2 separate regions of the Homo sapiens genome follow, and region 2 is linked to region 1. The links are chromatin loops, found by intact Hi-C in ENCODE. Cell type or tissue: PC-9. All regions are shown on one strand. Links, peaks and the distances in the headings refer to the core of each region. The heading gives the core; the rest is flanking DNA.

Region 1 (14,700 bases), core at 2,168-10,167:
CCAAGGTACCACATGAAAGAAAAAGAACTCGACTGTTTCTTTAATGACGGGTGTAAGAGAGGATGAGAAGGCTGTCAACAAATTGCTCAGAAAGAGGGAGTCAAAAGAATGAATCACTCCTCAACTGTGGAATTTCTCAACTAATTCATGAAAAGAGTATTAATAGTACTCCAAATTAGTCACCTATTTCAGGAGCAGAGGTAAAATTAAATCTGTATTTCTAGTACAGTCAGGAACAAACCCTACTTTGTCTTTAATTTTTAAAGAGCTATTACAGAGTAACCACTGTCAGGCATCTCATCATCTCTGGCAGCACCTAACACAGATAACTCACAATAAAGAAACGTGAACATGGGAGCATGACAGTGGCCTTTTATCCTAAAGGTTTTCCAGAATGATCCCGATGTTCACATATTTTATCCCACCATCCTCCTAATATGTCACGTTACCCTAGCAACTTCAGGGGTATCCCTCTTTGTAAATCATAGGGTGAGCCTATGCCCTTACCCACTGTCTATGCTCTCGCCCCTTCTTCCACAGCTGTGTGGCCTTGGTCAGGTCACTTAATTTCTCATAGCTTCTTTATCAGCTATAGATGGGGACAACAAGACTGGATGTGATTCCCTGCACTCAACACAGTGCCTTGCACACAGTAGGCATTCTGCAACTCATGGAAGGAGCTGGCTGCGGCAGTGAGGGCAGCCACAGCAACTCTGCCCCTACGTCCGTCTTTCGGTTTATCCTACTTCCTCGGACAGAGCACTGCTCTTGGCTCTGGTGCCTGGAAAGCTTGTCCCTCACATGCCAACACAAACAACTCTTCCTCTGGGAAACCTTTTTGGGCACTTCCTTACCACCACCTCATTGCTGTCTCCTCTGGCTCCTGCATGTCAGTGTCCATGTGAGGCTTGTGCCCGAGACCTGATTGTGACGAAATCCGTCTCAAATCTTCTCCTGAGCACCAAAGGAAGCAAACAAACTACTGAGCACCTATTTCTGGGCTAGGCATTTTCCTAAGCCCTTATTTATCAGAATGGCACAGGTGCTAGAAAGGCCCACCAGCTTCCTAGAGGGTGTGAAAACCACAGGCTGTTTTTCCTTTTTGTTTTTCAACGTTACTAATTTAGGAGCACAAAGTGTACCTTGAAGCAAAAGTGGCTTTACAACCTTTGGTTAAACCTAGGGAAAGCGGGGAGGGGAAGGGAACCCTAACCAGAAAACCTTTCACAGGAAACAGGAAGTAGCTGCTTCCCCACCCCCACCCTGCACTCTCTGAGCACAACCCAACTAGTTATTCTGTACAATTAGGCAAAAGGGCAGCATCTGAATCAAGGAATCTTTGGTGTTGGAAGAGAACCTTGAAATCACAGGGCCATCTGTGCCAAAACGGAAGGAGGCATGTTATTGCAAGGTGACAAAGCCATGGCCAAAACCCAGTCCAGCCCAGTCGGTCCGCAGGGCCCTTGGTGAGGCTGCACAAAGGCAAGGTTTGGAATCCCAGGGATTGTCAGCAGGAATGCACTGAATGCCTCGTAACCTTAAGGGCTTGGGGTTGGAATCCGAGCCTGCATTGTTCAAGTGTAACAGCTGACTAACAATGTCAGCTGGGGAATATTTTGATACCTTCCAGCTCAGCTCCACGTAGGAAGAGGCTGCACAAAAACCTCTGTGCCTGTAGGGCCCTCCGGAATGGTGGGCAAAGGCCTGGGCTGCCCACATTCTCCTCATAGCGAGATAAAGTGGTTCCCAAAAGAGGTTTCCAGATCCACCCCAGTGGGCACCATCAGAACTGACTCCAGGGAAACTTCCAGCTGTGAATGGCTAACAAAGCTAGGCACTCTCTCCATTTGAATGTGAAAGACCTGCCTCAATCAGAGAAGGCCCTTAAGCCATAAAACCCTTCACACCAAGGCCAAGTGTCACACTTGTAAGAGGGTGTGATTTATAAACTGACAGCACCCACAAAGCAGCTTTTGTACTCCTCCGTTTGTTAACAATTTATCTCCCCCCACCAAATTCACGGAGCTATTCAGATAAATCTTGACTGGGCCTCAAAAAGAAAGAAAGGCACCCAAGTTTTGGCCAAAACACCAAGGTTCACTCTGGATAATTATGGTTCTGTGAATAGACACTAAAATTAGGGCTTAATTCCTCTGTATCACACTTACAGCACCAAACTACTCCAACACAAACACAAAATGAGAAAGAAAATCTCCAACGCCGCCTTGCTGGAGAGTCTGAGAGTTCCACTTTTGTGGTTTTCTGCAGTCTCTTTTGTGGTTTCTGCACTCTTTAGAATCCCCTCGTTAGCGTAATTTAACTCAACATTCTGACCAGCTGTTTTTCTTTCTCAACATTTAAATCTACAAAGCAAAGAGTAAATATGGGCTTGGTCATGTCTTTCCTCTCAGTTCAATGAAACCAATTCTGGCCCCTTCATCTTGCTTTCCCCATCGCATGGTTCCCATCTCAGATTCCAGCACTAGCTACAGAAACCATCGTCTTCTGATCCCTTCTCCACTCCTTTCTATAAATGTAATTATTGCACCTAATCCAAATAGAGGCTGAGCCCCTAATATAAACTACATTAACAAATATGAATCTGAGGATTCATACCATCCTGGCCAACATGGTGGAACCCCATCTCTACTAAAAATACAAAAATTAGCTGGGTGTGGTGGCACACACCTGTAGTCCCAGCTACTTGGGAGGCTGAGGCAGGAAAATCTCTTGAACCTGGGACGTGGAGGTTGCAGTGAGCTGAGATTGTGCCACTCCAGCCTGGACACAGCAAGACAACATTGAAGGATTTTTCTTATTAAAGGTTATTTGGCAAAAGGAAAAAAACAGGCAAAGAAAACTTTTTTTTTTGGAGACAGAGTCTCGTTCTGTCGCCAGGCTGGAGTGCAGTGTTGCCGTCTCGGCTCACTGCAACATCCGCCTCCCCAGTTCAAGCTATTCTCCTGCCTCAGCCTCCCAAGTAGCTGGGACTACAAGCAACGCACCACCTTGCCCAGCTAATTTTTGTATTGTTAGTAGAGAAAATACAAAAAATTTTTTGTTTTGCTTTTTTTTTTTTTAGACAGGATCTTGCTAGGTGGCCCAGGTTGGGGTGCAGTGGTGTGACCATGGCTCACTGCAGCCTCCACCTCCCAGGCTCAAACAATCCTCCCAGCTCAGCCTATGAGTAGCTGGGCCTACAGGTGCTCACCATCACGCCAGACAAATTTTTACATTTTTTTTGTAGACACGGGGTCTTGCTACTGTAACCCAGGGCTGGTGTTTTGCTGCTTTAAAAAAAAAAGTTTTCTGGTCGGGCATGGTGGCTCATGCCTGTAATCCCAGCACTTTGTGGGGCTGAGGCAGGTGGACCACGAGGTCAAGAGATAAATACCATCCTGGCCAACATGGTGGAACCCCGTCTCTACTAAAAATACAAAAATTAGCTGGGTGTGGTGGCACACACCTGTAGTCCCAGCTACTTGGGAGGCTGAGGCAGGAAAATCTCTTGAACCTGGGACGTGGAGGTTGCAGTGAGCTGAGATTGTGCCACTCCAGCCTGGACACAGCAAGACTCCATCTCAAAAAAAAAAAAAAAAAGGGTATGGGGCCGGGCATGGTGGCTCACGCCTGTAATCCCAGCACTTTGGGAGGCTGAGGCGGGTGGATCACCTGAGGTCAGGAGTTCGAGACCAGCCTGGCCAACATGGTGAAACCCCGTCTCTACTAAAAATACAAAAAAAAATTAGCCAGGGGTGCTACTTGGGAGGATGAGGCAGGAGAATTGCTTGAACCCAGGAGGTGGAGGCTGTAGTGAGCCGAGATCATGCCATTGCACTCCAGCCTGAGCGACAAGAAAAAATTCCATCTCACACACACAAAAAAAAAAGTTTGGGACAGAGCCTACAAAAGTTTGCATTTCTCATTGTCTTGAAAAATCCCATCTGGAATCACTGGGCCCACATTCCCTCACAGCAACAGCTGGCTGACACTAAGCTGTGGCAGCCTCCCTTTAGATGGGACAAGCACCCGCCCCACCCCTTCAAGAAGTGCTTGCTCTTATCCTTTTCAATCGTCATTGCCTGACCCCTCCAAGGCCCCAGGGTTTCTGACCTCTGCCCCCACGTTACACATACCTTTTTGACCATCGTTGTCTCAGAAGAATCAAGTTTTGCTCTCTTGGTGTCGGGCCCATCTTCTACTCCTTGGCTAACTTTGGCAACTTTAGTTTTCTCCCTAGAGGGTGACAAGGGGAGAGAATGTAATTTTACCCTAGGAATCATGTTATTGGAATCAAAAAAAGCCTCTCCAGGTCACAGATCGGGATGGTGGTTAAGGGCAAAAGCTTTGGAGTCAGATCTCGGTTCAAATCGAGCTCTGCCATTGATAACATGATGAGTCTGGTACACTGTTGGGCACTCAGGAAATTATTGTGGGAAAAACAGAGCAGCGTAAGTTGCTCAGCACACTGCTGGGCACACAGCTGCTCTCAATAAATCAAAGTGATTACTTTGTAAACACTCTACTTGAATCATGAAATAAATAGCCAAACTTGGCTGGGTGCAGTGGCTCACGCCTGTAATCCCAGCACTGTGGGAGGCCAAGGCGGGCGTGTCACCTGAGGTCAAGGGTTTGAGACCATCCTGGCCAACATAGCAAAACCCCGTCTCTACTAAAAATACAAAAAACTAGCCGGGCGTGGTGGTGGGCGCCTGTAATCCCAGCTACTTGGGAGGCTGAGGCAGGAGAATTGGTTGACCCCAGGAGGAGGAGGTTGCAATGAGCTGAGATCACGCCACTGTACTCCAGCCTGGGCAACTGAGTGAAAGTCTGTCTCAGAAAAAAAAAAAAAAAAAAAAAAAAAAAAAAGCCAAACTTAATTCTGCCCCTCTGCTGTGGGCAGCTTATGTTAAAATAATCTGGATTGCTTCCCACTACTATAACTTCTTTATAATATACCCAAAGAAGCCAGGCATGGTGGCTGTAATCCTAGTACTTTGTGAAGCTGAGGTGGGTGGACCACCTGAGGTCAGGAGTTCAAGACCAGCATAGCCAACATAGTGAAACCCCGTCTCTGCTAAAAATACAAAAATTTGCCGGGCATGGTGGCGGGTGCCTGCAGTCCCAGCTACTCAGGAAGCTGAAGCAGGAGAACCACTTGAATCCAGGAGGTGGAGGTTGCAGTGAGCCAAGATCGTGCCATGGCACTCCAGCCTGGGTGACAAAAGCAAAACTCCGTCTCAAAAATAATAATAATAGCCGGGTGCGGTGGCTCACGCCTGTGTAATCCCAGCACTTTGGGAGGCCGAGGTGGGTGGATCACCTGAGGTCCGGAGTTCAAGACCAGCCTGACCAACATGGAAAAACCCTGTCTCTACTAAAAATACAAAATTAGCCAGGCATGGTGACGCATGCCTGTAATCTCAGCTACTCCGGAGGCTGAGGCAGGAGAATGGCTTGAACCCAGGAGGCAGAGATTGTTCTGAACTGAGATGGTGCCATTGCACTCCAGCCTGGGCAACAACAGCAAAACTCCGTCTCAAAAAATAAAATAATAATAATAATAATATGCCCAAAGAACTAGATTATCCTAAAGCCATAAAACACTAGAGTTAGGAGATGTCTGGAACATGACTGTCCTTCCCCCATCTTGATTTTACAGGCAAGAAACTTGGAGACCAGAGAAATTTCAGTGACTTGCCTGAGAGGCTGAACAAGAGAAGAGTTCTCAGTCTCTTGGTAGGAAGCTCCTATCTCACAGAGCCTGTCTTTCCCTCTCAATTAGCAAGTTGGAGGGTTTTGGAGGGGGTGGTCAGAAACTGCAGCCAAAATACCTAACTCATATAGTTTTACAATAATGTATCATCTGCCATCTTTCACCTAGAGACTACAAAGTCAAAACACGGCAAGTCCTGTCATGTAAGAATTACCAAGTTCTGCAGCCTCAGTGTTCAAAATGAGAGGATGAGGTCTGTTTGTTCTACCAGAGGAGTCTCTCTGGATATTGGACACCTTTTCCAAGGTAGACTTTGGTTGAATATGCCTCCAGAATCGCCCAACTATTTTGTAATCATTTTACTATCTCTCAACTTGAAAACATGTCAGCAGACCAGGCGCAGTGGATCATGCCTATAATCCCAGCACTTTGGGAGGCCAAGGTGGGAGGATCACTTGAGCCCAGGAGTTCAAGACCAGCTTGAACAACATAGCATAGATCCTGTCTCTACACATAAATAAATACATAATTTAAAAAAAAAAAGTATAAAAAGGAGAAAATGTTATGTTCTCCCCTCCTCTCCCAACACTTACTCTACAAACTCATGCTCTCCTAGATTGGCAAATGTGTATCCATGGTAGCCAAAAACATCTCCTGTAAAGAACTTGATGCTATTTTTGTGACAGATCTGGTCAACTTTAACTATGACATCCCTGGAGCAGCAAGTCAGACACACCTGCAGAAAGAAAGAAATTGGCTGGGTTTGAGTTTTGCAAACTGTGAATCACTGCCCTGATGTCTAAATAAATCTTAATGAACAGTCTCTCTGGGCATGCTCAAAGCATGTTTCAAACTGGTACAACAGGTTCTTTGGGCCCTATGGCTAGAAGACAAAAGAAAAGTTGCAGGTTTCAATGTGTAGAAAATATAAGTTATGAGACCGTCACGTTCTGCAGCCAAAATAAAATGTGTTTAGCTAAAAAGTAAAAGCCATTCAACAAATGTTTTCTGTAATCCACGAACATATACACATTTCATAGTTCTCATAAAAAAAATAACTTAGCAAGTTGTTTCTATACTGCTAAATCTATTAAAATCCAAATAAGCTACAGGGACAAGCAAAACCAGTTTTTTAAATTGACCCAAAGGTCATGTTTAAATACAAGGGCTTTTTACCCCCCTCCTTTTGATTGATATGTTAAGATAAAGAAGATAAACAAGTCCTGTTGAGATCATTTTTCCACAGATTGCGGTGTGAAACTTTATCTGAATTTAAGGACAAAAGAAAAGGTTACAGACCAAGTGACCTTCCATTCAGGCTTAGACAATGAACTGGTGATCCACTCAGTGGAATTATCAGTGTTGCTCTGGGGCCTCCAGGTTGTATTCCAGTAAGTTGAGGTATTGGAAATGGCTAAGTTCTACTGCACAAAATACCATCTTTTCGGGAGAAGCTTTGTGATCATGGTCAAAAGACAACTTCCAAATTGCACATGCTTTCTCCTGAACAAAAGGACATTTTCACTTGATAGACCCTCTTTGCTGTTGTCTAGCAGCCTGAATACCGAAATAACACTCACAGAGAAATGTGTTCCTTTGGTGTTTCAAAGAATGCAGCCACCCAAGGAAAAATCCCATCTAAAAAGTAAGAAATCCACAGGTGAACATGCAACCAATTGATCAAATGGAACCCTGCAGAGTCTAAAGTAACTATAAAACCTGCAAGGACCAGCCAAACACGGCCTGCAAGGCGGTCAACATGGCCCCATGCACACGCATTACACAATCAACTGGCCTCACACTTCAGTTTTAACAAACCCTCTAACTCTACAAGTTCAAGGGACACCTGGCATAAAATAAATGTGGTTACTACAGATAAGAAAATGAAGACTTATGTCCAAATGGAAAGTGTCCCAATACCTCAAGTTAAAAAATAGAAGGGACTAGGAAAAAGAAAACAGGACAAATGCACAGATGATCCATCCTTCCAAGCCCATATTTGAACAGATGCACATATGAAATAGAAAAGTGTAAAAACGGGAGGCTGAGGCAGAAAACTGCTTAAACCAGGGAGGCGGAGGTTGCAGTGAGCCAAGATCATGCCACTGCACTCCAGCCTGGGCGACAGAGTGAGACTCCATCTCAAAAAAGAAAGAAAGAAAGAAAGAAAAGTGTAAAAAACAGGCCAGGTGCAGTGGCTCACACCTGTAATCCCACCACTTTGGGAGGCCGAGGCAGGTGGATTACCTGAGGTCAGGGGTTCAAGACCAGCCTGACCAACATGGTGAAACCCCATCTCTACTAAAAATACAAAAAATTAGCCCAGCATGGTGGTGAGTGCCTGTAATCCTAGCTACTTGGGAGGCTGAGGCAGGAGAATCACTTGAACCCAGGAGGCAGAGGTTGCCATGAGCCAAGATCGCACAATTGCACTCCAGCCTGGGCGACAAGAGCAAAACTCCATCTCAAATAAAAAAAGGTGCAAAAAAAAAAAACTACCCAACCCAAATTCTAACCTCTCATGTAACATACTGGGGCCTTTCATTTAAAAAACTAGTAGCTCATCTATGACTATTTCACATTTATCAAGATTTGTTAAGCTTTTCCAGAATGCAGGGAACTATGTCTGAAAGGTTGCAGATATTGACAAAGAATTTATCCTTTCACCTCCGCATAGATTTGGCAGTGAAACTAAATGAGGCTGGATATGCCTCATTTGACTTACGACTACAGTGATTTTTCTCTAGTTATCCATGGCAACATGGTCAATGTGACTGTGAGAAACAGACAGACAGACATAGATCAAGATCAGGTGTGCTTTTCTTAAGACAAAACACAAGCTGTAGTTTGATATTTCTAACAAAAAAATGCCGCTGCCACAGAAATTAATCACCAACTTGTTAAGTTTTCGGAAGAAAACATTTGCAATAACATGGATTAAAGTTATGTGCAAAGATTCTGGAAGGAAGACAAAACACCAAAGACGAAACCTGGCTGAGGGAACATATGCCCAGAGAAGAAGCCAGCAGACAGCAAGTCACCAACAACTACAGCAGATGCAACAGACTGGACCTCTCTAGCAACACATTCACACAATATACTAAGCCTAAACAATAGAACAGCTTATACATTTTCTTGGGAAAAAGCTCAGAATTTGATATTTGAATGCTCTCAGATTGCTTTGGGATTTGAAAGTATATACAACTAGCACCTTAATTTGTTTAATTCCCACAGCAGATTTTATAATAAGAAACTTACAGCATCGAATTGAGTGAAAAATGACTCTGGTTTCTTCTCTATATCCTCAGTGTCCACCTTCACATCCACCATGGGGTTGAGATTCTGAGCTCGCTCCAAAGAGGCTTCAGCCCTATTTCGGCCAACAGACCCAGTACGAATCAAGAACTGAGCTCCGGGATCTTCTGGAGTTACCTAGGAATAATACACATATTTTTTTAAGTCTTGTATTTTTAGGGAAAATAAATCTTAAAAAGAATCTTTAAATTTTAAAGGATAGCTAAAATACCTACCACCTAAATTTTTTTTTTTTTTTTTTTTTGAGACAGTCTTGCTCTGTCACCAGGCTGGAGTGCAGTGGCATGATCTCGGCTCATTGCAACCTCCGCCTCCTGGGTTCAAATGATTCTCCTCCTGCCTCAGCCTCCCAAGTAGCTGGGACTACAAGCACGCACCACCACAACAGCTAATTTTTGTATTTTTAGTAGAGACAGGGTTTCACCACGTTTGCCAGGATGGTCTCAATCTCTTGACCTCGTGATCCGCCTGCCTCAGCCTCCCAAAGTGCTGAGATTACAGGCATGAAACACTGTGCACAGCCCTAAAATGTATTACTGTTCCTGTAGCAATTTGCCTTATGCAGGCTTCCTTCTAAGGCTTTAAAATGACTTTAAACTTTTTTTAAACTGGTCATTGATGGTTAAAGAGCACCCCCTTGTGTTTATAAAGAAAATTCACTGTCAACAAAAAAATCCATGCTTTCTTCTTCTATGCAAATTTGTAACTGCTAACAAATGACTGATTAACAGTGGCAAGAATTGACTAAATACTTAGCATGTGCCCAACTATAAGCATTTGGGGAAATACACAAGTAGTTTAAAGGATTAAATCTCTGTCTTCCAGTGGTTTAAAACTAGACCAGTGTGGGCAGGGCACGGTGGCTCACACCTGTAATCCCAGCACTTTGGGAGGCCGAGGCAGGAGGATCACCTGAGGTCAGGAGTTTGAGACCAACCTGGCCAACATGGTGAAATGCCATCTCTACTAAAAATACAAAAATAAGCCAGGTGTGGTGGTGTGTGCCTGTAATCCCAGCTACCCAGGAGGCTGAGGCAGGAGAATCACTTCAACAGGGGAGGCGGAGGTTGCAGTGAGCTGCGATTGCACCACTGTACTCCAGCCTGGGCAACAGAGCAAGACTCCGTCTCAAAAAAAAAAAAAAAAAAAAAAAAAGTAGACCAGTGCAGCCTGGCACAGTAGCTCACATCTGTAATCCCAGCAATTTGGGACGCCAAAGCAGGAGGATCACTGCTTGAGGCCAGGAGCTCAAGACTAGCCTGGACAACACAGAGAGGCCCTCTCTCAAAAAACAACAAAAATTGCAACCTCATGAGAAAACTTAAAAAAAAAATCAAACTTGTGCAAAAATCAGACACAATTAAGAATGCTTGAAATGAACTTTTAAAAAACATAGATAGACTATGGCCAGGTGCGGTGGCTCACGCTTGTAATCCCAGCACTTTGGGAGGCCGAGGCAGGCAGATCACCTGAGGTCCAGAGTTCAAAACCAGCCTGACCAACATGGTGAAACCCCATCTCTACTAAAAATACAAAATTAGCCGGACGTGGTGGCACACGCCTGTAATTCCAGCTACTCGGGAGGCTGAGGCAGGAGAATCGCTTGAACCTGGGAGGCAGACGCTGCATTGAGCCCAGGTCGTGCCACTGCACTCCAGCCTGGGCAACAGAGTGAGACTCTGTCTCAAAAAAAAAAAAAAAGAACTCAGAGAGGTGGAGAGATGAGTGGGGACTGGAACAGAGGAATTATTTCACCCCTAAGGCTGAACATCAGCAGAGCAGAGCCTCAAAGACAGGATAATATAATCCCCTAATAGCCACCAGTAAGATTACAGATTCCATACTGCTCTCAAAGTATTTCTTCACACATCAAACATCTAATTTAACCATTAATCTCTGCAAATAACCTTGCCACCTTCACCAAGACTAGGTACAACAGAAGTAATCTCCCCTCAACACCTCCTACCAACCATCCACAGCACACTCTCTATCTTACTACCTTCTCCTCCAAGAAAATGAGCTGGCCCACTTCCCATTCTAGGCTAACCCTGTATCCTTGACCCATTCCATCCTGCTTCTTCAGGGATCTCATTATGTGCTGAGAAGCTGTACCACACAATGGTTAACAGTAAGGCTCTGAAATAATTCAGGCTGGATTCAATCTTTGATTCAAATCCTGGCTCAACAACTGTGTGAACCTCAGCAAGAATGTGGGAATCCCATATAAAACGAGGACATGGATAAAAACGTACAGTTGAGGGCCACGCGTGGTGGCTCACGCCTGTAATCCCAGCACTTTGGGAGGCCAAGGCAGGCAGATCACGAGGTCAGGAGATCGAGACCATCCTGGCTAATACGGTGAAACCCCATCTCTACTAAAAAATACAAAAAAATTAGCCAGGCGTGGTGGTGGGCGCCTGTAGTCCCAGCTACTAGGGAGGCTGAGGCAGGAGAATGGTGTGAACCCGGGAGGCAGAGCTTGCAGTGAGCCAAGATCGCGCCACTGCACTCCAGCCTGGGCAACAGAGCGAGACTCTGTCTCAAAAAAAAAAAAAAATACAGTTGAGGCTGGGCACGGTGGCTCACACCTGTAAACCCAGCAGCTTGGGAGGCTGAGGTGGGTGGATCACTTGAGGTCAGAAGTTCGAGACCAGCCTAGCCAACATGGTGAAACCCCATCTCTACTAAAAATACAAAAATTAGCCGGGTGTGGTGGCACACGCCTGTAATCCTAGCTACTTGGGAGGCTGAGACAGGAGAATCACTTGAACCCAGGAGGCGGAGGTTGCAGTGAGCCAAGATCTCACCACTGCACTCCGGCCTGGGCGACAAGTGAGACTCCATCTCAAAAAAACAAACAAAAAAAACATATAATTGAGCCCAGAAAGTTCAAGACCAGCCTGAGCAACAATCATGAAACCCAGTCTCTACAAAAAATACAAAAAATTAGCCAGGTGTGGTGGCGTGCACCTGTAGTCCCAACTACTGGGAGGCTTAAGTGGGAGAATACCCTGAGCCCAGGAAGTTAAGGCTACAGTGAGCCATGATCATGCCCACTGCATTCCGGCAAGGGTAACAGTGAGACTGCCTCAAAAAAAAAAAAAAAAAAAAAAAAAAAACCCATACACATACAATTATCATTTCATCACTATCAGTCCACAGATCACACCTTCCTTGCTTTGCTCTCCTCTCGTGCTACACATTCTAGTCTCAATTTGGGCCCTCTTAGGTGTGGCTGTCCCCAAGCTTCCATCTCAGAATTACTTATCTTTCCACTCTGTATAGCTCCATAAACCAACTCAATGCCTCTTTCAGTTTCTACCAAAATCTGCTGTTATTTTTCAAATCACTCTTTCTGGTGCAGATTTCTTCCTGATCCACCTGAGTCTTCTCTACTGTACTGCCCACCAGCCGTTTTCTCTCAGATATCCATAAACCCTACATGTCTGCCTGCTTCTGTGTGCTGTCTCCGGAGTCCACCAGCCACCCACCCAGTCACTCAAGCCAGAAGCCTCATCTTCATATCCTTGCTATTTCCATGAGAGTGGTCCATAGTGAGGTGGCTGAGAACATGGGCTCTGGAGTCAGATGCCTGGGTCCCGGCCGTACCACTAACTACTGGGGCCTTGGATGGGCCAGTACTTTTCTTCCTTTTACTCAGTTTTCCCATCTGTAAAACAGGGATGGTAATGGGTCCTTGATCTCAGATGTGTTGTGAGGACTCAATGAGATAATACAACTGCAGCTCTGAGAACAGTGCCTAGCCCCTTCAGTGTCAGCTGCTCTGGTTATTCCTGGCTTTCCTTAAGCTCCCATACACAGACCTCCCAATTCTACCACCTAAATCTATTTCTCACATCTGTGTGCTTCCTGCCATCCCTATCAGCAAGGCCACTTTCACCTCTCACCTAAACTACTAAAAACTGCCTTCTAAGTGGTCTTCTGCCCTGTATTTTGTGCCAACCATAGTTTATACAGTAATTACTGATCTACACATAAAGCCCAAAGCTAACCATGTCACCCTTCCTGTCATTTGAAACTCTTCAGTGAGTCTGCACCACCCAGAGGATTAAGTAAAAGCTTACAGTGGGGCTTCCTAGGAGCCCCTCCTGACTTGGACTTCACCAGCAACCTGTCCCTACCCACCACTTTGGGTCTCACACTCTAAAAACACCAAACTACTTTTAGCTTCCATTTCTACCACACTGTAGGGTGCCTTTGTGACACTGCTATGTCCCCTGCCTAAAACACAGGCTCTTATCTTGACAACCCTCCTTGTTCTTTAAGACTTAGCTCAGATCAGGACTCCAGGAAATCTTTCATGTACCACAACCTCAGTCAGGGAGCCTGCTATGGTTTCCGGAAAAAAAAAAAAAAAAAAACCTTGAGAATGGGAACCAAACCGTGAGCATCTTTCTATCACCAGCACCTAGCAGACTTCAGGGCACCCAGTAGGTGCTCTCAGATGCTTGTTGAATGTAAACTACATAATACGCTCTAAGATGGGTGCAGTGGCCTCACACCTGTGGTGTCAGAATCGCACTGTTCTGTGATTGGCCTCCAATGTTGGATTCTTACAACCAGATGAAGTAATTATGTAATCCCAGCTACTAGGGAAGCTGAGGCAGGAGAAGTGCTTGAACCCGGGAGGCAGAGGTTGCAGTGAGCTGAGGTTGTGTCACTGTACTCCAGCCTGGGCGACAGAGTAAGTCTTTGTCTCAAAATAAATAAATAAAATAAATAAAATGTCACTGAGGCATGGGAATGTAGAGAGAGCAGCACTTATTTTCACCTTGAAGATGAGCCTGGTCAGAGAAAGCTACATTGGAGTTGGGCTCTACCATTATAATATTAATCAAACAGCATTATGTCAGCAGGGGATGGTAGCTCACACCTGTAATCACCGCACTTTGGGAGGCCGAGGCCAGCGGATCACCTGAGGTCAGGAGTTCGAGACCAACCTGGCCAATATGGTGAAACCCCATCTCTACTAAAAATAACAAAACTTAGCCAGGCATGGCCGGGTGCGGTGGCTCACGCCTGCAATCCCAGCACTTTGGGAGGCCGAGGTGGGAGGATCACCTGAGGTCGGAGTTCAAGACCAGCTTGACCAACATGGAGAAACCCGGTCTCTACTAAAAACGTTAAATTAGCCAGGCATGGTGTTGCATGCCTGTAATCCCAGCTACTCGGGAGATTGAGGCAGGAGAATTGCTTGAACCTGGGAGGCAGAGGTTGCAGTGAGCCAAGATCACGCCATTGCACTCCAGCCTGGGCAACAAGAGCTAAACTCCGTCTCAAAAAAAAAACAAAACAAAACTTAGCCAGGCGTGGTGGTGCGTGCCTGTAATCCCAGCTACTTCAGAGGCTGAGGCAGGAGAATCACTTGAGCCCGGGAAGCGGAGGTTGCAGTGTGCGGAGATTGCGCCATTGCACTCCAGTCTGGGCATCACAGCAAGACTCGTCTCGCAAAAACACACAAACAAACAAACAGCATGTCAGATCATTATTCCTAATTACTGGATACTTGTTAGGTTCAAGCACTATACAAAGCAGTCTGCCCACATTCTCTCTGATCCAGTGTTGTTTGTTTTTGTTTGTTTTTGTTGTTGTTGTTGTTGAAACGGAGTCTCACTCTGTTGCCAAGGCTGGAGTGCAGTGGCATGATC
Region 2 (14,700 bases), core at 3,269-11,268, 270 kb before region 1:
CCCATTCATCAGCCTAGCTCTTCCACTAATCACACCCCCACTTATCAGTCGTGCTTCAGCCACGCCTTCCTGCTTCAGTCAGGGGCTTCCACTAGCCACGCCCCCATGCATGAGCCACAAACTGTTTCTCTTTATGGGCATCCTGGGAACACAAAAGAGAGACGTTCATTTGCCTGAGCCAAAGAGCTGGGGTTGATGGGGTTTCCTAAATAAAGCAAGTAATTTTCTCAGATCCTACAGGAGGAGGGGTGTGTGTGTGTGTGTTGTGCCAAAGGACACAGCCTGTGTAAAGGTGTGCAGAGTTGGGAGATAATGGCTTTTTCAGAGCCCTGGAAATGGTTATCATGAACGAGGTATGGGGTGCGTGGGGAGTGAACTTGAGGACAAATCATAAGAGACTTTATCAGCCACTCTAGGGAGCTTGGAATATATCCTAAGAGTAAAGGGGAGCTTTGCAAGGGATTTAAGTGGGGGAAGGAGGCAGGCGGTTGATATCACCTGATTTATTTTATGAGACGTTCCTCCTGGCTACTGGGGGCTGGGAGACCAGGGACAAGGCTGGAGCAGGGACAGAGGCAGCAGACGAGGGGAGAGGGGAGTAGGAGGGTGGGAGGGCGATGGTGAGAAGGGAGTGGTTGAGAGAGAGAATGGATGGGGCTGCGTGAGGGAGTTCAGGGAGTGCATCTTGGCAGGAGAGAGGTGGTGTGTTCATTCAAACGGAGTAGCCAGGGAGAGTTGGGTGAAAGGGCTACTGAGGAGTGGGCAGGGTTGGGGAAAACGAGGGAAGGTGTAGTACCCCAGGGCTAGCAGCAGAGGGAGCAGTTGCCATACCTGGGCTAGAAGGGGTGAGCAGAGGCACCCGAGGCTGCAGAGACCTGGGGACCTGAGTCTGTAGAGTAGAAGAGTACAGGCATCACCAACCTGCACTGGGGATAGCGGGGCGCCGGGAGAGTAAGCACCTCGACCTCATTCTGCTCCCACCTGCTAGTCTCCTGCCACTTCCTCCCACCGGCCGCACCCAACCTGAAGTCCAAGGTAAGACAATAGGCCCACGGCATGGTGGCTCACGCCTGTAATCCCAGCACTTTGGGAAGCCAAAGCAGAAGGGTCGCTTGAGCCTAGGAATTCAAGACCAGCCTGGACAACATAGCGAGTCCTCGTGTCTCCACAAACTTTAAAAGTTAGCCAAGCGTGGTGGCATGTGCCTGTAGTCCCAGATACTCAGGAGGCTGAAGCAGGAGGATTGCTTGAGCCCAGGAGGTCGAGGCTGCCGTGAGCTAGGACTGCACCACTGCACTCCAGCCTGAGTGACAGAGAAAAACCCTGTCTCCCCACTACCAAAAAAAAAAAAAAATCGACCTTTGGCTTTAGGCCTTGATGAGAACAGGTTTGTGGAAGGTGTAGGGGCAGACGGTGCACTGATCTGCAGTGGGAGGTGGGGAAATTGAGTCAGGGCATGTAGATCACTCTCTGGAGAGTCCTGATGTGAGGAGGGGAGGTTGCTGGAGGAGCAGTAGAGGGCATTGACTACAGGGGCACAGGAAAGCAAGGGAGGCCTGTGCTAACAGCAGCTGGCAGTGATGGGGACCCCCCCAAGCATGATCTGCTTAAACCTATTGCCAGTTCTATACATCACCCCATTCCACGGAAGAGGAAACTAAGGCTCAGAGAGGTGAAGCAATGTGCCCAAAGTTTCACAGGTAGAAGGGCAAAGATGGGACAGGATGAGTTCCACGATGTAGAATGGGACAAGGGACACCTTCAAATTTTTTTTTTTTTAGATGGAGTTTCACTCCTTTTGCCTAGGCTGGAGTGCAATGGCGCGATCTCGGCTCACTGCAACCTCCACCTCCCGGGTTCAAACGATTTTCCTGCCTCAGCCTCCCAAGTAGCTGGGATTACAGGCGCCCGCCACCACACCTGGCCAATTGTTGTATTTTTAGTAGAGACAGGTTTTACCATGTTGCCCAGGCTGTTCTCAAACTCCTTTGAACTCCTTACCTCAGGTCATCCACCCACCTCAGCCTCCCAAAGTGAACTACTGTAATCCCAAAGGATTACAGGCGTGAACCATCGTGCCAGGTCTGGGACACCTTCATCTTAACAAATGCAAACAAAGGGGGTGTAGAGTCTTGGTGCAGGAAGATGAGTAAGGTCTCAGCTGCAAAGAGAGACACATTGAGAGCTTGAGGCTTGGAAAACATGAGGACTTTCACACCTGTCCCGTCACCTCACCCCGAAGGTCATGATTCTCACCTGGATGCAAAGAGCTCTATGGGGTCAGCTTGGGAGTGATTAACATTGTCCTGGGAGGCAGCATAGTGTAGCGGCTGACTTTCTCTGTGCCTCAGTTCCCTCATCTGGAAAATGCGTGATGATGATGCTAACAGTACCTATGTCACAGGGTTGTCGTGGGGATTAAATGAATATATATTAGCCTCCCAGGCCGGGTGTGGTGGCTCATGTCTGTTATCCCAGCACTTTGGGAGGCCAAGGTGGGAGGATTGTTTGAGCCCAGAAGTTCGACACCAGCCTGGGCAACACAGTGAGACCCCATCTCTACTAAAAATAAAAATTATCTAGGCATCGTGGTGCACACCTGTAGTCCTAGCTGCTCCAGAGGCTGGGGTGGGAGGATCACTTGAGCCCACAAGGTTGAGGCTGCAGTGAGTCATGATCATGCCACTGCACTGCAGCCTAGGTGACAGAGTGAGACCCTGTCTCAAAAAACAAACAAATGAACAAAACCCAAGCAAAACCTAAAAGTCATCTGGAGGCAGAACTCCTTCTTCCTGGAGGGACCTCAGTCTTAAGGCCTTCAACTGATTGGATAAGGCCCACCCATACAATCTGCTTCACTCAAAGTCAATCGATATTAAATGTTAATCTCATTTTTTTTATTTTTGAGATGGAGTCTGGCTCTGTCGCCCAGGCTGCAGTGCAGTGGTGCGATCTCAGCTCACTGCAAGCTCCGCCTCCCAGGTTCACGCCATTCTCCTGGCTCAGCCTCCCGAGTGGCTGGGACTATGAGTAGCTGGGACTACAGGCGCCGGCCACCACGCCCGGCTAATTTTTTGTATTTTTAGTACAGACGGGGCTTCACCGCATTAGCCAGAATGGTCTCGATCTCCTGACCTTGTGATCCACCCACCTCGGCCTCCCAAAGTGAGCCACCGCGCCCGGCTATTAATCTCATTTTTAAAATACCTTTACAATGGCTGGGCGTGGTAGCTCACACCTGTAGTCCCAGCTATTCAGGAGGCTGAGGTGGGAGAATCGCTTGAACCCGGGAGGCAGAGGTTGCAGTGAGCCAAGATTGCACCACTGCACTCCAACCCGGGCAACAGAGCAAGACCCTGTCTCAAACACACACACACCCCTTCACAGCAACATCTAGGCTGATGCCTGAACATGAGGGCAGCACAGCCTAGCCACGTAGACACATATGATTCACCACCACGAGAGGTCCCTCTTTTCCCTTTGTTTCCTCTCTGCCCATCCATCATGCCCCCGCTGGCCACCGTCTTAGGCTGAGCACCAACAGAAGCCAGCCCACAGCAAGGATGGGAGGGAAATAGTTTATTTGTGAGGTGATCCCAGGAGGCACTGGAGGGAGATGGGAAAGAAAACCATTAAAGGTGGTGTTGAAGGCTGGGCGCGGTGGCTCACGCCTGTAATCCCAGCACTTTGGGAGGCCAAGGTGGGCGGATCACCTGAGGTCAGGAGTTCAAGACCAGCCTGGCCAACATGGTGAAACCCCATCTCTACTAAAAATACAAAAATTAGCCGGGCACGGTGGCAGGTGGCTATAATCCCAGCTACTCGGGAGGCTGAGGCAGGAGGATCACTTGAACCCAGGAGGCAGAGTCTGCAGTGAGCCGAGATCACACCACTGCACTCCAGCCTGGGTGACAGACCGAGACTCCATCTCAAATAAATAAATAAATAAATAATAAAGGCAGTGTTGAATGAGCAGGTCACCCTGTGGACAATGAGGTCTCCATCCTGCTGGGGACCTCTCAGGGAACTCTGGAGTTCCCCACCTGAAGACTTTGGGTTATGTATCCACTAACTCCTGTCTGATGGTGGCCCAGGACCTCTTTAGGGGTGCTGACTTCTAGCGCCTCCTACCCTGGTCTGGAAAGCATTCAGGGAAGGGTCGCAGGTGCCAGCGTGAGAGATGCTGTTGGGTCCTAGGTGGTATGAGTGGGTCAGAGACAGCCTCTGCTATGATTACTTCCCAGAACGGGGGTCTCACTACCTCCCTCTTCCAGTAAGGCAATGGGTGGCCACCAGCACAGCACTGACTGTGCCCAGGTTGCCCTCTCTCCTGGTCTGATGCCCCCAGCTCCCTCCTCGGCCTCTCCCAGGGAATCGGGAAGGGTTGGTACCTGGCATCTCCTCCACGTTCTGCCGTCCCCCTGAGGATTGAAATCAGACACTAGGGAGGACTTCCAGGCACACATGGCCAAAGGAGAGAGGGATGAGGCTCCAGGCTTCAGTGCCTCCCAAGGTACCTCCTCACTCTCTCCTTCTCGCCACCTTTGCCTCCCGTTCCCTGCCTGCTCCCTGCAATTCTCTCCCTGGGGAAGTGCGGGGAAGGGAATGTCATGGGTGGTGGATTGAAAGGGGTAGGTGGGGTCAGTAGAGGGGGAACACAGACGGTGGAGGAGGTGGAGAAGGGACACAAAAAGAGGAGGGGAAGTTGGAGAGGGAGCAGAGAGCCAAGAACAAAACACAGGGGCCGGAGAGGCAGCAGAGACAGAGATACAGACAGGATGCAGAGAAGATGCAGACGGAGGAAGCCCAGAGACTCAGAACACAGCACCAGGGAGGAGAGCGAGGTGGGGAGCGGGGCGGGGCGGGCGTCCCAGGGCGCCAGGGCAAGACCCTCACCCCATTCCCAGCACACAAAGCCAGTGAGGCCAACGCCGAGGGTACTCTCAGAGACCAGAGATTTAAAAGGCACGGCTGGGCCGACAGAGCCCATGGCAGACAGAGGGACATGGAGAGACAGGGAGAGAGACACACAGAGACAGAGGGAGAGACAGAGAGAGATGGAGAGACAGAGAGAGATGGAGAGACAGAGAGAGAGGGAGGGACAGAGAGAGAAATGGAGAGACAGAGAGAGACAGAGACAGAGAGAAATGGAGAGACAGAGAGATGGTGAGACAGACAGAAATGGAGAGACAGACCCCAAGAGGGAGAGACAGAGAGAGATGGAGAGAGAGGGAGAGACAGAGAGAGAGGGAGAGAGAGGGAGAGACAGAAAGAGAGAGACAGAGAGAAATGGAGAGACAGAGAGGGAGAGATAGAGATGAAGAGACAGAGAAGGAGAGACACAGAGAGAAATGGAGAGACAGAGAGCAAGAGGGAGAGACAGATGGAGAGAGAGGTAGAGACAGAGAGATGGAGAGACAGAGAAAGAAATGGAGAGACAGAGAGGGAGAGACAGAGATGAAGAGACAGAGAGAGAAGGAGAGACAGAGAGAGATAGAGAGACAGAGATGGAGAGACAGAGAGAGATGGAGAGACAGAGAGATGGAGAGACAGAGAGAGAGGGAGAGACAGAGATGGAGAGACAGAGAGAGAGGGAGCAACAGAGAGATGAAGAGACACAGAGAGGGAGAGACAGAGGGAGAGACAGAGTGGAGAGACAGAGAGAGAGATGGAGAGGCAGAGAGGGAGAGACAGAGAGAGATGAGAGACAGAGAGGGAGAGACAGACGGGCAGAGACAGAGAGATACAGTTATAGAGAGACACAGAGACAGAGTCAGAACTGGAAAGAGACTCAGTAAGAGAGAGACAGAGACAGAAGGAGAGAAGGAGAGAGGGTGAGGAAAAGGAGGATGAGGAGGAGGACGGACCGGAGACAGGACCCAGAGGCACAGCGAGAAACTGGCAGAGGAAAGCAGATTCCAACAAAAAAGACGGAGAGGGCGAGGAGAGATAGAAAGGGAAGGAAAAGAGGGAGAGAGGGGTCTCGGTGGGAGCCGCAGCCTGTGCCCCGCCCCCCGCCCGGGTCAGGCCGGGTCCTTCCCGCCACCGCTGAGCCGTGGCTAATGGTATGATTGCTTGGTGGGGCGGGAGGGGAAGGGGGCGGCAGGCATTTGTCAGGGCCGGTGACGAATGAGCCACAGGAGTCTGGGCTCGGGTGATGGATGGCGTGGCCAGCGGGCGGAGGGGCGGGCGCAGGGGTGGGCGCCCCCACCAAGATAAATGTTTCCTTCTCCTGGAGCTGGGCCAGGCAGCGGGAGGACGGGAAGGGGGCGATGTATTTATGAAGGGCCCGGGTGGAGGAGAGGGGAGAGAGCCAGGGAGACAGAAGCCCAGGGAGGATACGGTGGGGGGGACAGGGAGGCGGAGAGAGGGAGAGGAAGGAGGGAGAAGAGACAGAGGCCCCTGGAGAGAGAGACCGAGAAAGATGGAGAGAAAGAGAGATAAGAAAGATGAGGCAGAGAAGACATCCAGACAAAGAGACACAGAGATACAAGAAAAAAAAAAAAAGCCAGGAGACAGACAGACAGACACAGCCCAGGTGACAGACAGACAGACATAGCCCAGGCGGAGATGGAGACAGAGACGGCCTGTCTTTTAGGGTCCCTTCTTCCCCCACCCTCCTGAGCAGAGACACAGATTCTCAGAGAGAGCCTGGAATGAGGAGGAGGAAGCAAACCTGGGCCCCCAGAAGGAGAGAGACAGACACAGAGCGGTTGATAAAGAGGGGAAACCGAGGCAGGAGGCTAGCAGGCCCGAGAGAGAGGACAGGAGGAACCCAAGGTGGATCCTCGTTCATTCGGTCTGCTCCTGTAGGCTTTCAGAGGGGATCCTGGGGACCACTGCGGATCCCCGGGGGACGTGGCTGCCTGGTGGGCATAGCCCCAGTGGTCGGTGCTCAGGTTGGGGCACTGAAGGGCCAGTCCGCTGAGAGATCGCCCAGCCCGTGCTGGGGAGACCCATGAGGTCCCCCAGATCTACTCATAGAGGGCTCCACGCTTCCCGTCTGTAAAACAGGTGCAGGACAGGGCTAGAGGGCGGAGACCCCTGCAGACTGGGAGCTGGGGTCACTCTGATGCCACCCAGGGAGCCACTCAGCCGGGCAGGGAAGACGCTTCCAGACACTGTCACAGGGAGGCCCAAGCACACCCTCGAAGAGCCGACAGGCAGCCGCGACGCAGTGACACAGGCACCCCCGCTCCAGCACCAGGCCTGGCCGCCACCTGCTCCCTCCCCCTGGGAACAGAAGGGTCCCAGGACTATTTAAGGGAGACAGCCAGGAAGAGAGAGAGAGAGAGAGAGAGAGAGAGAGAGAGTGTGTGTGTGTGTGTGTGTGTGTGTGTGTGAGAGAGAGAGAGAGAGAGCGAGAGACAGAGACGGACAGACAGACGGATGGACAGACAGAGGGAAAGACTGGAGGAAGAGCCTCAGAAAGCCGGAGCCTCCCCCCTGCTCCCTCCGTCCCCCGCCGGCATCCTCCATCCTCCCCCAATCAATTTCTCTCCCACACACTTATTTCTCCCTTCCCAACAGCTCGTCTCTTTCTTTAATTAGAAAGATTTATGCTTCAGAGTCCAAGCCCCCTGCTCTTGTTTTGGGGGTGGCAGGGACGACTCCAGGGTCTCTATTGGAGCTCCTGTCCCCCACTCCCTCCCCCTCCTGTCTGTCTCACTCTGTCTGCACCTCTCTCTCTCTCTCCTCCCACCCGCGTCTGTCTCTGTCTCTCTCTCTCTCTGAATCACACCGTCACTGGAGTTACCTCCCTCCCCACTCCAGTTAGGCCCCATCCCCATCCCAGGTGCCCCCTCCCTCCCTTCCTGCTCTGTCCACGCCCCCCACCACTGGCCGTCAGATGAGGCCGCACTTGCTCCTCTAGGTTTCAGAATCAGCCTGGGCTAAGGGGACCTTAGCATGCACCACCCCCCAAAAAAGCAAATAGAGCCAGAGACTCCTAACCCTTGCATCCCTCACCCCAAGTCTTGGCTGAGGGTGAGGTGGGGGTGGAGCAGACCAAAGGGCCTTGTGTCTTTAATTAAAAAGTGATTTAAATTAATTTTCTGCTCCAAAACCCCTATCTGGGGTGCGCCGGCCTTGAGGAAAGGCAAGGCCTCCAGACCCTTCCCCTCGGACTGCCTTAAACGGCCAGCCTCACCGCAGGACAGCCACGGGGGCAGAGCCCGCCGGCATGGGGACCCCCAGACTCAGCCAAGACCCTGAGTCCTGGCACCCTCTAGCTTAACTGTTTCTCCGTTATCCACAGCCCACCCCCGCCGCCCCCAGCGCACTGCCCATCCTGCAGAGGGGGAATCGAGCCTCAGAGAGGGGAGAGCCTACGGTGGGACCAGACTCCAGATTCCCACGTGACCCCTGGAGATGGCCAGGGAGGGGGTCCGTGGTGTGTCCAGGGGGCTCGGAGAACAGAGAGCCAGAGGAGAGAAAGGACGGGAGAAGCGGAGACAGAGAGAGACAAGGAGAGAGAGACTGGGAAAGAGGGAGACTGAGAAACCCGGAGCAGGAACCCCAGCCCTGGGTAGGAGAGGAGGGGCCTGGGGGCACCAGGGCCGCGGTCTCTTCCTCTCCTCCCCCCACAGCCTGCCCCTCCCCGACTCCCACCGGAAGTGCTGCTGCTGCCCTAACCCCAATCCCTCGTGCTGTAGCTCTGCAGGCTCACTCTGGCTCATCCCCTATCCCGCTCCTTGGTGGTTCTGTTTAATTTCCACAAGACAAGGGAGAGACCGGGAACGGGGAGCGCGGCTGCCAGCACCCCTGAGCCGCCGCCGGACCCTCCGTCGCCCCGGGCCGCCCCCCGCCCCCTGCGGTCCCCGGTGTGTCCGTCTCGGGACGGTTCGATTCCCTCCAGAGCCGGGGAAGGGACGGGGGGGGCCCAGAGGAGGGGGCCTCGGGCGCCCCGCCTGCGCCTGCTGCCCCCGCCCCGGCGGCGATGCGCTCCTGGCCGTGACCCCCGCTGGGGGCGGGGGCCGGGGTCCATGCGCGGAGTCCCCACCCGGCCCGGCGCCTGCCGCTGACGGCGGCGGGGGTGGGGGGGCGCGCGCCTGGCCTCCTGCCCACCCCCTGGCGTCAACACCGCGGGCCGTCAGGGGCTGCGGCCCCGGGCTGCGCCCTCCCCCGCGGCCAGGCTCTGGAGGGACCCAGGAGCTGCCGCCGGCCTCAGCCCATGGCCCGGAGGGTAGGTCTCGGGGCGGGGACCCCGCGTCCCGGCCGCTTCCGCACCCCCTGTCCCTGCATCCCCCACTCTCCGGCGCTGGCCCCCATTAGCCCATCCGTCCTCTACACCACCTCGCTCTCTCTCTGCCCCTCCCTCCGCCCCTGGGTCTCCCAGTCCCTGTGTGCCCCCTCTCTGCCCCCAAGTGTCTCTTCCTGGCCCTCGGCCTCGCCTCCTCCCCATCGTTTAGCTTCTCCTTCTCCCTGCCCCTCTGTCCCCCTCTGTCTGCCCCACTCTCCTCCTCCTTTCTGCCTCTCTGTCCCCCTCTCTCTGTCCCTGGTCTCCCCCCTCTTTCTGCCTCTCTATCCCCCTCTCTCTGCCCTCCCCCACCCGCAGTCTCTCTCCTCTGTTCCTGGGCTTCCTCCTCCATCTCAGCCGCCCGCACCTCACCGTCCCCCCTTTTTTCTGCTCTCCTCCGTCCTTCCCTTCGCTCTACTTTTGTTCCAAGCCGCCCCTGCCTCTCCAGGGCTAGGAGTGGGACAGGGGTGGGAGAGGTGGTCTCACCAGGCTGCTGGCCCCACGGAGCCTGTCTCCCTGGGGATGGGAACGGGGATAGAAGACAGGGGAGGAGGCGCGCGCCCGTTTTGGGGGTTCCGGGTAGGCTGTGAGGACCGCTTTTGGTGAGAGTGCCTTGAGCAGCGGGGAGCAGTTGGATTCAACTTCAGGGCACAGGAGAAGTTAGGAGAAGAGGGAGAGGGAAAGAGTGGGACACACAGAACCAGGGTGCCCAGCCAGGCGAGGGTCCGAGGCAGGAACGTTCTAGCCTCTTCCCGTGCGAGTCCTGCTGCCTCTTTGAGCCTCCGTGTCTTCATCACTGAGGAAGGGATTTGACCTGATGAGAGGAAGGTGCCCCTGGCTTCCCAGGTGCATGGTTCTGTGACGACAGGACGCGGTCGTCCTACCCCATAATGGTGTTTCTCTTGGGTGCGCAATCGTGTCTGTATGGTGGTGCGGAGTGACCCTCTCCGGCAACAAGTGCTCACAGCATGAGCCAGGCCCTGTGCTAAATGCCTCATTCATTCATTCATCCATGTGCCAAATGTCTCAATCATGCATTCATTCTTGTGCCTGGTGTTGGGCTGTGTGCATGTGTGTGTGCATGTGTGTGTGGGGGGGGGGATTTGGGTGTGACTGACACATGAGTGTGCACGTGGGTTGGTGTGTATGGCTGTGTCTACATGTGTGGTAGATTCACGTGGCGAGTGGAGTGTGACATGTTGTTGAGACTTACTCTGATGCGCTTATCTGCCAACTGTGAAATGAAATAGAAGACAGGGAGGCTTCGTATGTGTACTTTGTGTACAACAATGCGCGGTTCCTACAGGAGGTGTCCATGGATCTCCCTCTCTGTCTGTCTCTCTCTCTGTCTCTGTCACTGTCTTCTCACGCCACTTTCTCCATCTCTTTTCCCTCCCAGCCAGACCCTGCCGTCTCTCCCTCTGGGTCCTCCTGCCCACATGTCAGGAATCTCTGCCTGGACGGGGTCCTCACTCCCCACCGAGGCAGCTCCAGGGGACCTGGAGGGCTTCAAGCTTGGGGGCTCAGACACCTGGGGACCACAGGCAGGTTTCTGGGACACAGAAGGGCATCTCCTGGGTTCCAGGATAGAGAAGCTCCTCAGCCGAGTCTCGGGGTGCTGACCCCTCCCTGGGGCTCCGCCCTTCTCTTCTCACCTTCCCCCAGTATGATGAGCTGCCGCACTACCCAGGCATCGTGGATGGCCCCGCAGCCCTGGCTAGCTTCCCAGAGACAGTGCCCGCAGTACCAGGGCCCTATGGCCCGCACCGGCCTCCCCAGCCCCTGCCCCCAGGCTTGGACAGCGACGGCCTGAAGAGGGAGAAGGATGAGATCTATGGGTGAGTGGGGCCGGGTCTCAGGCTCCTGTCTCTCTCTCTCTGTCTTTCTGCTTCTTTGCTCCCTGGGTCTGCTTCTGTCTCTCTCTGTGTACGAGTCTCTGTCTCCTTCCCTCTCTGGGTCTCTTGTCCCCTCCCCAGCTGTTCTGCATCTTGGCAGCCCCTCCATCCACCTCCCAGCCTCTCCCTCAACCTCTCTCCTTTCCTGCCTCCCCAGACACCCGCTCTTCCCCCTCTTGGCCCTGGTCTTTGAGAAATGTGAACTGGCTACATGCTCTCCCCGTGACGGGGCCGGAGCTGGGCTGGGGACACCCCCTGGAGGTGACGTCTGCTCCTCTGATTCCTTCAACGAGGACATCGCTGCCTTTGCCAAGCAGGTGGGCACCTCCCACCCACCACACACCGAGTCAGAGAGCCAGCGAGGAGGGGTGGGTGGAAGGCGGGACATCCCCCTGCCGGCCTCTCTCTTCCCTCCCAGGTTCGCTCTGAGAGGCCCCTCTTCTCCTCCAACCCAGAACTGGACAATCTGGTGAGACCCGAGCCCTCCCCCACACCCCCTCCTCCAATGGGTCTCCTTCCCTGACGCCCCATCCCTGGGGTTGGTGGGGGGGGTGCAGAGAGAAGGCCACCTGGTCCATGTCCCCAAACCGTCATGATTGTTGCCCACGTGCCGTGTGGTACAGCCTAGAGTCTGAGAACGGGACCCATGGCCCGAGTTCAAATCCCAGCTCTGCCACTCACCAGCTCTGTGACCCAGGGCAAGTCACTCTGCATCTCCGTGCCTTGGTGTCCCGTCTGTGAAGTGTGGCTGGTAGTAATGTCTGTCTTGGAGGGCTGCTGTGGGGGTTTAATGAGTGAATGCGATTCAAGTGCGTGGAACAGCACCTGGCACAGAATAGGGCTCAAAAAGTGTCTGATGTTCCATCCGTCAGAAGATCAGCACCTATGCCAAAGTGAGCGCAGGGACTGCTGCCCAAGGAGAGGAGGCTGGGTGCGGCAGCTCACGCCTGTAATGCCAGCACTTTGGGAGGCCAAGGCCAGGAGATAGCTTGAGGCCAGGGATCGAGACCAGCCTGGGCAACGTAGCGAGACCCCACCTCTACAAAAACATTTAATTAGCGGGGTGTGGTGGCATGCACCTGTGGTCTCAGCTACTTTGGAGGCTGAGGCGGGAGGATCGCTTGAGCCCCAAGAGGTCGAGGCTGTAGTGACCCTTGATCAGCTCCACTGCATACCAGCCCAGGCAACAGGGCAAGACCCTGTCTCTCATAGAGAGCTAGAGAAAGAGAAAGAAAGAAAGAAAAAGAGGGCCGGGTGCGGTGGCTCATGCTTGTAATCCCAGCACTTTGGGAGGCTGAGGCAAGCAGATCACCTGAGGTCAGGAGTTCGAGACCAGCCTGACCAAATGATGAAACCCTGTCTCTACTAAAAATACAAAAATTAGCTGGGCACAGTGGTGCACGCCTGTAGTCCCAGCTACTCAGGAGGCTGAGGCAGGAGAATCGCTTGAACCTGGGAGGCAGAGGTTGCAGTGAGCCAAGATCACACCACTGCATTCCAGCCTGGGCAACAGAGCAAGACTCCATATCAAAAAAAAAAAAAAAAAAGAGAGAGAGAGAGAAGAAAGGAGGGAGGAATACCCAGCTTCTCCCATCCTTTGCTCCCCAAGCTCTTGCCAGGGCTTCCTATTGGCCAAACCCTTTGGCAAGTGTTCTGGGAAATGTAGCTTGCAGGTGGGTGGGGCCTGGAGCTGGGGGCCAACAGGCAGAGGATGGGAATGCCAGTCAGCATGGCTCACCTTAGCTCTCCCCGCTTGTGATGGGTCCTTTTTCGTCTCTTGCTTCTCTCAATCTAACATCTGCTCTTTCCTTAATTCTGGGCTGCATCTCTGTTCTCTCTTTCCCCCTTGCACCTGGTGTCTTTGTCTCTCTTTGCTGCATCTCCCTGTCCCTGTCATTTTGTCTCACTCTTTCTGTTTCTCTGTGTCTCCTCTTCCTCCTTCTCTTCCTCTTCCTTCTTCCTCCCTGCTCCCTCCCCCAATTCCCTCTGTCTCCCCCCACCTCCCGCCCACGTTTTCAGATGATCCAGGCCATCCAGGTGCTGCGGTTCCACCTGCTGGAGCTGGAGAAGGTGAGCGCGTCTCACCTCCCCACACCCTCACTTGCCCCTGTCATCCCACCCCCTCTCGTCGCCTCTGCCCCCCACCTTCCAGCTCTCTCCCCACCGGAGTTGAAGCAGAATGCCGCCCCCGTCCCTGAGCACCCCCGCCCTGCCCCCGTGGGTGGCCCCCCCCAGTACCCCGGTGCCCCCCCAGGTCCACGACCTGTGCGACAACTTCTGTCACCGCTACATCACCTGCCTCAAGGGAAAGATGCCCATCGACCTGGTCATCGAGGATCGGGACGGCGGCTGCAGGGAGGACTTCGAGGACTACCCAGCCTCCTGCCCCAGCCTCCCAGACCAGGTGGGCCCGGGACGGGCACCAGGCATCGTCCTGCAGCCACAGCTGTGCCTGGACACCGCATGAGGGCGCATGTGCACTACACAGCCTCAGACGAAGCCACAGTCAGCCTGATCACAGGGCACGCATATGCACACAGCCACACACCCACTACACAACAGCTACGCAGACTCGGATGCGGCTGGGCAACAGTGCACAGACACACGCACACCAGCGGCTGCAGATGCCACCCACAGATTCAGCTACACCCACACAGGTCCACATACAGCCACACCAACTCAGCAACAGCCATTTCTGCTCACAGCCAGACAGTAGCGTCCACCGGGTACTCACACACGCCCCCCAGCCCAGCCATACGACAGCAGCATAGAACACACAGCCGGGTTCCGCACGCCGTTCTCAATTGAGTATGTGTCCACTGCATACACACACCCGCTCCAGCCACACAGATGGACATAGAGCCAAACAGCCCCAGGTACTGCCCGGCAAACTCAGATATAACCACACTTGGGCCCGGACTGACCACGGTGCCCTCTTGCACACACGTGACCCTGGCCACATCACAGTCGGGCTGCAGCCGAGATCACACGCACACACCACTCACAGCCACATGGCCCCAGACTCATCTACGCAGACTTGGAAATAGACTCACAGGCTCAGATGCGGCCACAAAGAATCAAACCCAGGCCGGGTGCGGTGGCTCTCACCTGTAATCCCAGCACTTTGGGAGGCTGAGGTGGGTGGATCATGAGGTCAGGAGATCAAGACCATTCTGGCTAACACGGTGAAACCCCGTCTCTACTAAAAATACAAAAAAAAAAAAAATTAGCTGGGTGTGGTGGCGGGTGCCTGTAGTCCCAGCTACTCAGGAGGCTGAGGCAGGAGAATGGCATGAACCCGGGAGGTGGAGCTTGCAGTCAGCCAGGATCGCACCACTGCACTCCAGCCTGGGCGACAGAGCAAGACTCCATCTCAAAAAAAAAAAAAAAGAATCAAACCCAGCAAAGCAACTCAGTAAGGTGGCACCATCTCAGACGCAGCCTCACTACAGTTTTATCCACTTAGGACACCAGACGGAAAACACACACAGCACAGCCGTGTGGATCCCGACTTGCCACAGCTCCATACAGAGTACAGGGGCAAAGCCTTGAGAAGTCGCATGAGAG

What was found. Hi-C counts contacts between places; a loop is a spot of excess contacts. Peaks named below come from ENCODE experiments on the same cell type or tissue, not always from the same donor. Only the 100,000 strongest peaks of a DNase experiment are listed, where the experiment ranks them.
Region 2: it touches region 1 in a loop (19-fold over the local background); 6 of 110 quality-filtered maps call a loop at or near these places.

The regions. Positions count from the first base shown.
Region 1 is chr19:47,144,650-47,159,349 of GRCh38, reverse strand. It overlaps SAE1 (SUMO1 activating enzyme subunit 1), which reads right to left. Exons shown (of 9, transcript NM_005500.3): 3 at 8,975-9,148; 4 at 6,310-6,452; 5 at 4,137-4,236. It overlaps LOC124904730 (a long non-coding RNA gene), which reads right to left and starts at 2,680. Exons shown (of 2, transcript XR_007067277.1): 1 at 2,169-2,680; 2 at 1-954. RefSeq lists enhancers at 682-1,224, 1,225-1,766, 1,767-2,310. In PC-9, for the core only: CTCF peaks have their summits at 9,452 and 9,651 (motif pointing left); DNase peaks (open chromatin) are centred at 6,529, 6,909 and 9,659; H3K4me3 peaks cover 1,110 bases; H3K27ac peaks cover 4,554 bases.
Region 2 is chr19:47,413,554-47,428,253 of GRCh38, reverse strand. It overlaps MEIS3 (Meis homeobox 3), which reads left to right and starts at 8,727. Exons shown (of 13, transcript NM_001301059.2): 1 at 8,727-9,184; 2 at 10,904-11,076; 3 at 11,291-11,450; 4 at 11,552-11,602; 5 at 13,153-13,203; 6 at 13,388-13,537. The coding sequence starts at 9,173. It overlaps SLC8A2 (solute carrier family 8 member A2), which reads left to right. Exons shown (of 10, transcript NM_015063.3): 10 at 1-237. RefSeq lists enhancers at 1-62, 1-420, 8,647-9,640, 9,641-10,633. In PC-9, for the core only: no CTCF peak of the experiment used is centred there; no DNase peak of the experiment used is centred there; H3K27me3 peaks cover 7,331 bases.